Linked DNA regions of Mus musculus: region 2 is linked to region 1. Evidence: chromatin contacts called from ENCODE Hi-C or POLR2A ChIA-PET data. All regions are on one chromosome and are shown on one strand. The core of a region is the stretch at or near the end of the contact, and the rest is flanking DNA. Distances in the headings are between cores, read along the strand shown. Region 1 has its middle 12 kb from the start of Gm33756. Region 2 holds the start of Emx2 (empty spiracles homeobox 2).

The links. Hi-C counts contacts between places; a loop is a spot of excess contacts on that map. ChIA-PET counts read pairs that join two places held with the same protein, here RNA polymerase II (POLR2A).
Region 2: POLR2A ChIA-PET joins it to region 1 with 74 read pairs in Patski. The contact joins the promoter of Emx2 here to the enhancer-like site in region 1. A Hi-C loop is called at or near these places in 1 of 37 maps with a recorded cell type or tissue (left cerebral cortex). POLR2A ChIA-PET finds 5 or more read pairs at or near these places in 1 of 5 experiments (Patski).

The regions. Positions count from the first base shown.
Region 1 is chr19:59,398,484-59,404,378 of GRCm38, forward strand. No RefSeq gene overlaps it. Among named protein-coding and RNA genes, the nearest start is that of Gm33756, 12 kb to the left of the region's middle. Within about 2 kb of position 2,103, at least 1 of the 3 ENCODE cell types and tissues checked has a DNase peak (open chromatin) inside an H3K27ac peak, as active enhancers do.
Region 2 is chr19:59,456,211-59,462,105 of GRCm38, forward strand. Emx2 (empty spiracles homeobox 2) reads left to right here and starts at 2,480. Exons shown (of 3, transcript NM_010132.2): 1 at 2,480-3,414; 2 at 5,452-5,636. The coding sequence starts at 3,006. It also overlaps Emx2os.

The DNA.
Region 1 (5,895 bases), core at 853-3,352:
GAAGAGGAAAAAGGAAGTCAGGAAATTGAATGGGAGGGATAGGGGCAGAGCAGCTGGCCGGGGCTTCCTCGTGAAGCTAAAAGACAGTTTCAGAGAAAGCTCTTGGTTCCCAGTGTAGGTTTTTACCTGCATGCATGTCTAGTGAGGGTGTCAGATTCCCTGGAACTGGAGTTACAGACAGTTGTGAGCTGTCATGTGGGTGCCGGGAATTGAACCCTGTTCTACTGCAAGAGCAGCCAGTGCTCTTAACCATTGAGCCACCTCTCCGGCACATGCAGTCTTATTTTATGAACCAGTGGAAGACTATGCTGGGAATATTGGCCTCCACTTCTGGGTGTCAGATGGAAGCTGAGGCTGTCTTGCTGTATCTGTGGACACAGGTCTCCCTGAGCAGAATAGGAGGCAATTTCAGGACCACAGTCACCCAGGTGCCCAATTTTTCTGTCCCACCCTAGCCTTGCTTGAAGCTCAGATTGGCCTCCAGCAATGGGTGGACCAGGGCAGGATTGGTGGAGACTGATTTATGTGCTTATTGTATGCAGATGATCTGGTAAGAGCCACGGGCCTCTCCTTGACCCTGAGTTCTGACACTGAGCTGCAAACATCTCTACCCTTCACCCACCTCAGGCTTTGAACACTTTGCTTCAGGCCCACCCAACAGAAGGAAGGAGTAGGAGGGTTATGGGTGAAGAACCATGAAATACAGTCACTTCTTCCAGTCTGGGATTGGCTTGTTTTTGTGAAGTGGTCTCTGCTTCGGCTTTCTTCTTGGAGCTAGGTGGTAAGGGGCAAGCAGGACACACAGGGATGGCCAAATGTACCACCCACCCCCACCCCCACCCCCAGATCCTGTCTTGGGTGTCCATGACGGTTCCCTTGCCTGGCCTGGAATTTGAGTTTTTAGCAAACACTTTGAGTACTCCTGGACAGAGCATTGCTCAGCAGGCTGAGGACTCCAGGCCAGATCCATCTTCCTGCCCTCCCTCCTCAGCTGGACTAAGACTCCCCTTTCCTCACTCTGAGACTACCAGAACGTCTTATGTCTGGATCCTGGAGCCTGCCTGGAAATCAAGGCAGCTTTAACCTCAGAGGGAAGGCTCATCAGAACAAAAACAGCACTTGTAAACAGCACTGTGTCAGTAGCTGGACCTTTCCCCTCTCAGTCACCCTGGGTCACTACTCTTTCCCCCTGAGGACAGGGAAGCCTGGCTTGATACAGCAGAGGCAGACCTGGAGTTATCTCTGGATCCAGGTGTTTGAAGAGCACAGAAGGAGGAGTGAGAGAGGGTAGAGGAAGAAGGGGGAGACTTGAGACGGAGGGGGTGGATTGAGGGAGGGAGGGGATGTGTAAAAGAGGGAAGGAAGGGGAGGAAGACGGAGGAAGAGGGGGAGAGAGAAGAAAAAGGGAGAGCTGCTGGTGAGGAGAAAGGGGAGGAGAGAAGAAGGGGAGGGAGAAGGGCAGTGAACTGAGAAAAATCTCTCCCATTCCCGGTATTTGCTTGTGCTCCATTCATTTGTCGGGCTTGGTCTGGGTCCACCCTCTCCACCAGGAAATGCTCACTGTGTCCTTTTGTCCCTTAGAATCATTGTCCTCACCTTTCAGGCTCTAAGCTCAGGTGTAGTTCAGGTGCCCAAGGCCATGTTGATTAGTAACAGTGGAGACCGGCTCTGTCAGCTCTCTGTGACAAAAGGACAGAGTCAAAGAACAGACTGGCTCTTCTCTGACCTAGAAGAGCTGCAGCTCCACAGGAAGACCCTGTGAGGCACCTGACTGGCAGCGCACTCCAGACAGAGCTGCTTGGGAAGAGTGGGACCCAGGGATTCAGCCCCCTGAAGAAGACACCTAGGGTCAGCATCCTGGCGTAGCCCACAGCCCCACTGACAGGTTTATTACCAAGCTTTACAGCTTCCAAGCTTAGTCACCCGCTGAAGTCAGGCTGCTCAGAAACAAACACATAGCAAAGCTGTGACCCAGCTGCCTGATCTGGGAGAGGCGACCCACCCTGGGCAAAACTGGCACAGAAGAGGCAGCAGGCTGAGGTCGGGCGAGCCACGCTTGTCCTTAATCTTCCTTGTCTTTCCTTTGAAGCACTTATGGTGTGAGAAGCAGATTCCTGCAGACACCTGAGAAAGCCTAATGCCCTAAGGGTGTGGGATGTCCTGTTCCCCCGGGACTCCCCAGGGAGCTCAGCCTGAAGCTTGGAGAAGAAAAAGTTTTTTTTTTAAAAAAGGAAAGAAACAAAAAGAATTCAAGGCCCTCCTAGCTTTAGTTCATGAACAGAGAAGAGTCCAGGCCCGGATCCAAAATAGTTCAACCCAAATTCCTTTTCCCTGGCTGCTCTTTCCCCCATACATGGCCTCCACAGAACCTCAACCTCCCCCAGTTTCCCTAGCTGTGACCCATCACTAAGTGCCACTCAGTACTTCAGCCCTTTATCTATCTAAGTTAGTGGCTCTCCTGCCCAACTGAGCATAGTCGGGATAAGTAATTCCACTTGGGGGCAGTCCCTCCTGCTGTCTGGGGCATCAAGGACATGGAACATCCCTTCCTGCTGGCTGTCCCCCGCTGCCAGCTCACCTCATGTTCCTGTCCCAGGCTGGAGAAAGGATAAGAAGTCCAGTGAGTGGGAAGCTGGGGAGAAAAACCTCAGGGAGCCTTGGACTTGCCTGATTCCCTTGGATTAGTGCAGAGGGGTGCACATGTGTGCACAGATGTGCACATCACTGCTCACTGCCCAGGGAATCTAAGTGCCCACCCTCAACCTCTTGCTGGAGTCAGGACACCGTGTCAGCCCCTTGCAGCAAAAAACAAAAACAAACAAACAAAAAACAACAACAACAACAACAAAAAAAACCCAAGCACATCCTTTTCTCTTTGGGATTTTTGCTTCTGAAACACAGTCTGCTTCTTTCACTTCCTTTCCCCCTTTCCCAGCATGCACCAGTGTTTTTACGATTGAAGTTCACTCTTGATTTTTATCTAATTGTAACATAGTAAAAGCTGCTGCTAATTGTAACACAGTAAAAGCTGCTACAATATTGTTAAATACGGACTGAAAGTTCCCAGCCCCAAAGGCAAGGACATGACAGGGCAGGTTGAGTCTGTACATCCGAGAAGGGGTCAGTTGTGATGTCACATCCAAATCTACATGACACATGTGTGTGCATCACTGTGGGGGTTTCCTGGAGCAGCAGTAAAGCCCATACTTAGGATACTAGTTCCAGAGTGTGCAAGACTTAGATCCCAACTATGCTACTTACTAATTTCACTATGCAGGTCAGTGTGTAAACCTCAGAACCTACAGCTGTCAGGTGGGAGATTGAGAGCCTGACTGTCCGAGTGGTGATGCTTTAACTATGTTGGTGAGGAAATGGCTGTGTAACAACTGATTGTCCTGTCTCAGTGGTGAACAGTAATGAATGGCATTTTGAGTGTTTCTGAATCTTGGCCAGGCTGTGTGTCGCTTCAAGCTGAAGGTCTGGTGGGCTCAAGTGCACTTGTTGAGTTTAACCCAGGTTCTGGACAATGTGGCAGCAACTGCCTCCAGGACACTTCTCACAGTAATGACAAGACACAGAAGAGCCCAAGGCCAGCGACTGCTGAAGCAAGTTTCAAGCCCTTAGGTTACCTTACTACTTATTACTACCACTAATTTTTATTACATTATTACTTATTATTACCATTGGTTAGAACAAGCCTGAAGGCTGAGCCCAGTGGTAGAGACAGAAAAATGTATTCAGTCCACAAGCAGGACATGATAAGGGTAAAGATACCATCTACCACAGAAGGTGTGGCTCACTCAAAACCACCATTCGGTTTCTGACTCATGGCTGGTACTTAGGAAAGAGGTCCGTGACTGTTGCTCAGCCCTTGAAGAATACCTGCTTCAGACTCATTCTAGACAAATGTAGACTCCAGGTTTCGCTCCGCACTGATGAAATGTCACCAACTTGGCTCTGATCTAGGGACTCTCCTTTCTCTCCCACAGTGCCCTTCTCTCTCACAGAAGTCTTTCTATGTCCAAGTCCTGTGTTAATATATGCATACATACATGCATGTGCCTACGCATAAATAAATTTAAATTTAGACTCTGCCTGTGAGAGACAGTGTGATATCTTCTGGGCTTATGAATGGCCATCATCAGCTTCTTTGCGGTGACACTACCGCTCTATGTAACAGATCAAGGAGGGATCTTCAGCAGCAGCAGCAGGACCTTAGGTGTTCGTTGCCTGAGATCTGACTAATGCTGTGTAGTACTGGATCATGAAGGGGACATTGGGGAGTCCTATACCACAGCTTACTGAGTGAGGAGATGCTGATCTCATGTCATAGGCTCTTCTGTCCTTCCCTTGAGTTTTAGGGTGAGCATTTCTTTCAAGGCAGCCTTGCTGGGTTCAATAATGACAAGATCTTTTGTCTTTAAGAGTCAGCCAATACCAGTGCTTGGTGCAGTCTCTACACCTTCACCTGTTGGGTGAATGAAGAGACAAACACATACCTGTTCAATGACCCTGGTCTTGGTGAAATTCAAGGTACAACATTCCTTAAAGACATTTTTGAAAAATATGAAAAATGTAGAAGTATGGAATGCCTTCCACATGGCTGGAGTGCATGCAACATGTCTGCCTATCTCTTTCCTCCCTTCTCTCCCTTCCTCCCTCCCTCCCTCCCTCCCTCCCTCCCTCCCTCCTTCTCTTTCCTTTCCTTCCTTCCTTCCTTCCTTCCTTCCTTCCTTCCTTCCTTCCTTCCTTTCTTCCTTCCTCCTGTCCTTCCCTCCTTCCCTCCCTCCCTCCTTCCCTTTCTCTCCTTCCCTTTTTCATTCCTTCTGTTCCTCCTCCCTCCCTCTCCTTCTTTCCTCCCCTCCTTTCTTTCTTTTCTCTCTCTCTCTCTCTCTCTCTCTCTCTCTCTCTCTCTCTCTCTCTCTCTCTCTCTCTCTCTCTCTCTCTCTCTCCAGTGATCTGCCCTTAATTCCTGGCACCAGGTACTTAAGAATATAGAACCTAGATGTTTAAAGCATAACTCCTCTCCCAGTTTCGCTTCTCGTTTCAGATCTTTCTAGAGCTCCTCACTGGGCACCCAAGGTTGTATAGAGAAAGCCATTTACTCTAAATTTCTCTTTCCAGACCCTTTCTGTGCCCCTTGGTCTCTGTGACTCAGGCAGGCTTATCGGCCACTAGAAAAATATTGCCAATGTCTCATTAAAACATTGAAATCTCCCACACCAGATGGCAGAAAGTGTGAGTTAACAAGACTGCAAACAGCCAAGAACACCATCCCCCTGTCCCCAGCCAAGAGCATCGTCTCCGTGTCCCTAGCAGCTTGGAAGAGGTAGTCAGGGCAGAGAAGGCCACAGAGGATGAGGGTTAGGGTTAGATACACAGTGAATGCAATGGCACCACTGCCAACCATGCCAACGGCGTGGGTGACTGAACATGGCAGGGCAGCAGCCACGTTGACAGGGGTTTCTTATATGAAGACCACATTCCCAGGAATGGTGTGGGTCCAGAGTGCCAGGCAGCTATGGCTGTAACAGAAAACCAAATTCCAAAGAAGTAGAGCATTACTCTGATGAGAATGGTCGGGGGAGCATTTGTGGCCATCCTTACACAGGGGGTTCCCAACTAGTGGCAGCAAGAAAAAAGATACTCCATGTAGGAGAGTTGCTAAGGGGCATCTCTAAGTCTGTCTTAAGGAAGCATCAGCATGAGTAATATACTCATTGGCTTTAAAAATTGCTCTGACAAAGCCCCCGATAAAGCAACTTAAGGGAGGAACGCTTTATCTGGGACAGGGTTTTAGCCCATCACAGGGGGTGGGAAGTACAGTGTAGTTCATCTTGAGCACATGGCTGCAGCTTCTCACACCATGGTGGAGGTGAGCCTGTAGAAGGATGT
Region 2 (5,895 bases), core at 1,230-3,729, 58 kb after region 1:
AGGCCCTTGTCTGAAGCTAGGTGCTCATTCCCTCAAGACATTTCCCCAGTACACCCTGGTACAGAGAGGTGAGGGATCAAGTAAGTCCCACCAACATATGGGAGTTTCAATCAAATCTTCCAAACAGGTCTGGATTCCTTGCCGCTCAAAGTCAATGGCTGTGATACCCACAGCCAAGCGTACTAATGCTAATGATGCTAATGCTGGGGGAGGTATTTGGTTCTGAGTGAAGAGTTTAGTGGTCCTAATTTGTAGTCACAGCATTGCAGACCCATTCAAGACAAGACTCACCTTCTCACCCTCCTCCAGAGTATCTGCAGTGTGACCAAGTGGAAGCGTTTGTTTCTAGCGTTTGTTTCTAGAAGCCCTAGCTCCTCTGAATCTTGCTTGACTAGGCATGGCCCAAGACTTCCGCCCTTCTTTGGGCTCCAGTCTTCAGAGGCACAGCCTCTATTTCCACAACCCAGATGAAACTAGGGAGAGATTTCTCAGCTATATTTGGGGTCTGGTTCAGGAATGAGGAGAATGTGGCCTCAAATGCATACCCTTTTTTATAGGGCTGAATCTAATGCCCATAATCTCTGAACTTGCCCCCAAAAAGGGACAAAGAAAGAAGGCCATCTAGAATAGAAGGTGAAATGATCTGAAGTCTAAGGCAAGGGCAGATTTATACCACGAGGAGAGCAAAGCTGAGGTGGAAACACTTTTCTCAACTCCCATTCTACCTAGGGGCTCCCTTGAGCTTCTGCCTTCTCACATGAACGCTATACAAGAAACGCACACAACCTGAACAGCAGTAGAGGAAAAACAAAACAACAACAAAAAAATCAAAACAAAAAAAAAACCCCAAGAAACCAAACAGGAGACCTCTCCTTATTATTATTATTGCCGGGACTACCTGGAGCGTCCTAAGACCCAGACCCTTGGTGGAATCAGGTGGCTTTCATAGTCCCTCTAGAGGACTTCACGTCTGTCTTCTCCAGATCTGCTTCTCCCGGGTCTCAGGCAACCTAGCCACCAAGCACAGATATTTTATCCCTCTTAGGATAAATGGCTTCGACCTGGGAGTAACAGATTTAAAGGACGCCAGAAAAAAATTATCATTAATTGTAAAATACCTGCTGGTACTTCACTTTAGAAGAATGTAATTGGCAAAGGGTGTGTGTGTGGGGGGGGGGAGGCGGCTGATGAATAGATAATAGATCTTTAACCACCAATAAACAGAGAGCAGCGCCAGCAGGCTGGGGGGATGTGATCATAATTATGCCTCAGCGTGAGCCAATGGGGACGAGAGAAGTCGGCCCTAAAATCATCCCAAAACCGAAGGCAAGCTCGAAAATGCGGACAGGGCCTAGGACCGGAGACACAATCCTAAGTGCCAGGTTGCGAAACCTGGATTTGTAGAGCAACCCAGCCCTGGGACAACAGATGTCAGAATAAAAATAGGTACAGTAATAATAGCAATAATGGGAACAGTGTCAACGCCACTAAGGACAATGGAACGATAACACAGTCATAACTTCAGCTTCTGACCTAGGACCCAAGACTCCTTTCCCAAATAACCCCACATTTCCCAGAAAGAGCTGTTTTGGGGACAGAAGTGACCACCCTCCAGAAAGGATAAGCAGAAACTCTTGGGTGCAAGCTGGAAGTCCACTGCCACGGTACAGGCGCAGCTGGCCCCTCAGGTTTGAACTTAAAAAAACGAACCAGCCGGGTCAAAGACTGCAAACGCGTGGACCCTGGAACCTCGAAGCTACGCTTGGTTGGAGGGGTGGGAGGACCCCCCCCCTCGAGCGCCTAGGAAACCTCGGGAGTTTTGCTGGGGGTGGGGATTGGTAGGAGTGAAGCGGGTTAGCCCTTGCCCGGAACCAGTCCCCGCCCGCTTACCCTCGCCGGGCGCCCGAAGCCATCTCAGTGACCCGGGCGCGGGCCTCCAGGGGACAACCGCAGCGGAGCTTAGGGTGTGAAGAAATCTGCGTGTCCGTCCGTGATTCAGTCCCATCAGCTCCAGCGCCGCAGGCTTAGGATCCAGGGGTCCGCAGCAAAGGCAGCGCAGCCCCGAGACTCTGCAGGGACCCGGGTGCCCCGGTGGGAGTGGTGTGGGTGCAGTAGGAGGCGGTGGCTGAGGGGGAGGAGGAGGGGGAAAGAGGAGGAGGAGGAAGAGGAGGAGGAGAGGAACGAGGAAGAGGAGGAGAAGAGGGAAGCGGAGGAGGCGAAGGAGGAGGAGAGAAGCCGCAGCGGGCGCCGCAGGAGCGAGGGAGCTAGCCCGGAGCGCAGGGCGAAGACACCAAGAGGTCGGCGGCCGGGCGGGCGGCTGGAGGCACAGCCGGGGCAGTAGCGCCGACTCCGTTCCATTCTGGGCCCGGATCCAGGCCTCCGGGTTCCCAGGCGTTCGCCTCCCTCTGACGCACTTTAAAGAGTCTCCCCCCTTCCACCTCAGGGCGAGTAATAGCGACCAATCATCAAGCCATTTACCAGGCTTCGGAGGAAGCTGTTTATGTGATCCCCGCACTAATTAGGCTCATGAACTAACAAATCGTTTGCACTACTAGTGAAGAAGCGAACACTTCCATGGATTGTCCTTGGACTTAGGGCGCCCTGCCCGCCTTTTGCAAAGGAGAGAAAACTTTTTTTTTGCCTCCCCGAAAACCCCCTCCCTGCCTCTAACTCCAATCTCCCCCCCCCCCACGCCACCTCGCTCAAAAAAATATTACCCCAATCCACGCCTGCAAATTCTTCTGGAAGGATTTTCCCCCCTCTCTCCAGGTTGGGCGCGTTTGGTGCAAGATTCTCGGGATCTTCGGCTTTGCCTCTCCTCCCCCTCCCCCTCCTTTCCTTTTTCCTTTCCTTTCTTCCTTCCTTCCTTTCCTTACCCCCACCCCCACCCCAAACAAACGAGTCCCCCATTCTCCTCGGTCCTCGCCGCGGGCAGCGGGCGGCGGAGGCAGCGCGCCGCGGTCGCCGGGAGCAGGGAGCCCAGCGCGCCCGCTCCTCGGCGCAGCATGTTTCAGCCGGCGCCCAAGCGCTGCTTCACCATCGAGTCGCTGGTGGCCAAGGACAGTCCCCTGCCTGCCTCGCGCTCCGAGGATCCCATCCGTCCCGCGGCACTCAGCTACGCCAATTCCAGTCCCATAAATCCGTTCCTCAACGGCTTCCACTCGGCCGCCGCCGCCGCCGCCGCCGGCAGGGGCGTCTACTCCAACCCGGACTTGGTGTTCGCCGAGGCGGTCTCGCACCCGCCCAACCCCGCCGTGCCGGTGCACCCGGTGCCGCCGCCGCACGCCCTGGCCGCCCACCCCCTGCCCTCCTCGCATTCGCCACACCCCCTCTTCGCCTCGCAGCAGCGGGACCCGTCCACCTTCTACCCCTGGCTCATCCACCGCTACCGATATCTGGGTCATCGCTTCCAAGGTACGTGCCACGTCGCGGAACTGAAGCACGCCGCTCCGGTCGCCTCCTTCATTGCGCCCGGCCTGCTCCGGGTGGGCGCTCCTCGAGGCCTGGACGGGCGGAGGTCAGCCCGGGTTCTTGGTTCTGAAACTGGGCAGCTAGGGGCCCGAGAGGCTTTGGTCCCCAGTCTCTGAAGCTCGTTTGGGTTACTGGCTTGCCCACTCCTTGACCCTTTGTAAAAGGGTGCAAACGAGGTGTCCCGTGGTTCGGGCCGGGGTCGGGCTGGCTGGGACACGATGCTGGGCGACGAAGCCCGCTGTCAAGAAGCTCTGAGCCCGCGAGGTCTTTGAATCCTGTTTCCCTGGACCGTGTTCCCGGCCGGTCTATCACTCAGGGACTCGGACAGGGCCACATGGCCAGGTTCACTGGACTTCAACTCTGCTCTACACTCACTCTATGTCCCCCCAGCCCAGACCCGCAACTTCTAGGTCTTCAACCCCTTTAAGGAGACAAGGAGACCTTGGAAACCTCAGAGCAAACTGTTTCCTTCCTCCTGCTCTGGAGGCCCAGGGAGGGGCGGGAAGAGAGCGAATAGAAACCTCCACAGCTCCACTAGTTCTCTCAGCGACCTGTTTAACCCGGGCACCCGCTGGACGTGGCGGGAAGTCGGGTTCCGTTTGGTCTTTGGTTGCTGATTTTTGTTTTTGTTTTTGTTCTTCCTGAGAGAAAGAAAGAAAGAAAGAAATTAAGAAAGAAATTTAAGAAAAGAAAAGAGAAAATCCAGTCGAGAGAAGGCCCGACAAGGGAAGATCTGTTTGGATATCTTCATTTTTTTCCCCGATTTAGTAATTTTGTATGCTTCTGGGTTGGGGTTGGTAAGAAAGTTAAAACTTTAGGAAAAGGGTTCGAATTAGTTTGCCGACTGCAGTCCATAAAAGACCTACCTCCGCCGGGCGCGATCGATAACGACGGGCTTTTCCATTCAATAACACTTCGCATTCCTGTCAGTCTAGACTCGGGTGTATGCCAGCTCGCCATTTTATATATTTATATATTATTTTAAAACACCCCAACAAAACAAACAAATAAACAAAAACCCAAACCAAAGTAAAACACCTTTTCCCTTAGCTCAGCACTGAATTTGCCTTCACTCCCGCTGAGACTACCGGCTGTTTTTGGGTGGTGGTGGTGGTAAATACATTCACTTCCTTTAATACGGGAAGCCAAAATACCCAAGCCTAGCTTTCAAAGTTTAGAGCTCAGCTTCCCCATTCTTTGCCAGTCCCATTCTTGGTCGCCTGGCCATATCACGGACAGCTTGGATCTTCGCCCGACCATCTCGGCGAGTACCCTCAACTCGATCCCCGCGAGGCTCCAGTCCCTTCACTCTCCTCTCCTAGCTCTCTGCAACCAGGGACCTCTAGAACCGGGTACTCTGGAAGCAACGGCCTTAGACACTGGGCATACTTGCCTCGAGATTTCTGTCCCGGCCCGGCTGCAACGTCTCAACCGATCTCTGCAATTTCTCAGAGAGATAGCAAGACAAAACTAGAAACCAAACAAACAAAAAAATTCTTGAATAAATTTCCGCGAGAAAACACGACGTCATTTTTACGCTTAATTTTAAATTTTAAAATAGGCTAGAAAGTAGGGAATTACTACCACTATTTCTTCTACTGCTACAACTTATTATTGTTATTATTATTATATGGTGGGCACCAATCCTCGAGCCCGGGTTCTGTTGTCCTGTTATCTGCCCTCGACACACAGAGTGGAGGTATCTAGGCTTGAGGTACTAAGGCAGTTAGGGAACCGGCAAAGGTCAGGAGCCTGAGGACTGCCACCTTAGAGACCATTGCTCTTTAGCTACCGCCCAGGTTTGGAGCCCTGGGGCCTGGGTCTGACGACTGGGCCGGTGTCCTTTTCAAAAGCTTAGAGAGGGTCTGGCGCTGCGGACTAGGCAGAGACCTAGGAAGCTATGCCCAGCCCGGCTCCAGAGAAGCCGGCGACACTTGCCTGGGAGGCCCCCTAATGGTACTTCTGCTCTGCCCCCTGCAGGGAACGACACAAGTCCCGAGAGTTTCCTTTTGCACAACGCTCTGGCCAGAAAGCCAAAGCGGATTCGAACCGCCTTCTCGCCGTCCCAGCTTTTAAGGCTAGAGCACGCTTTTGAGAAGAACCATTACGTGGTGGGAGCGGAAAGGAAGCAGCTGGCTCACAGTCTCAGTCTTACGGAAACTCAGGTGAGTGTGGCCCAGCAGCCAGGGCCAGGCCACACTACATCCAGACCCAGGCAGCCAGCACCCAGCACTCCAGCCAGCGCCCAGCACTCCGACCAGCGCCGAGTTCTGGATCAGTAACTCTCCAGGTGCTCAGCTTTGTTAGGGCAATATGAGATTCACTGACAGGCTAGCTTTTCTCCGCTGGTCAGGCCCCTGCAACTCCAAAGTTTTGAGAGAATCACGGAGATTCAGCTGGGGTCCGAGATATGGTTAATTGCAG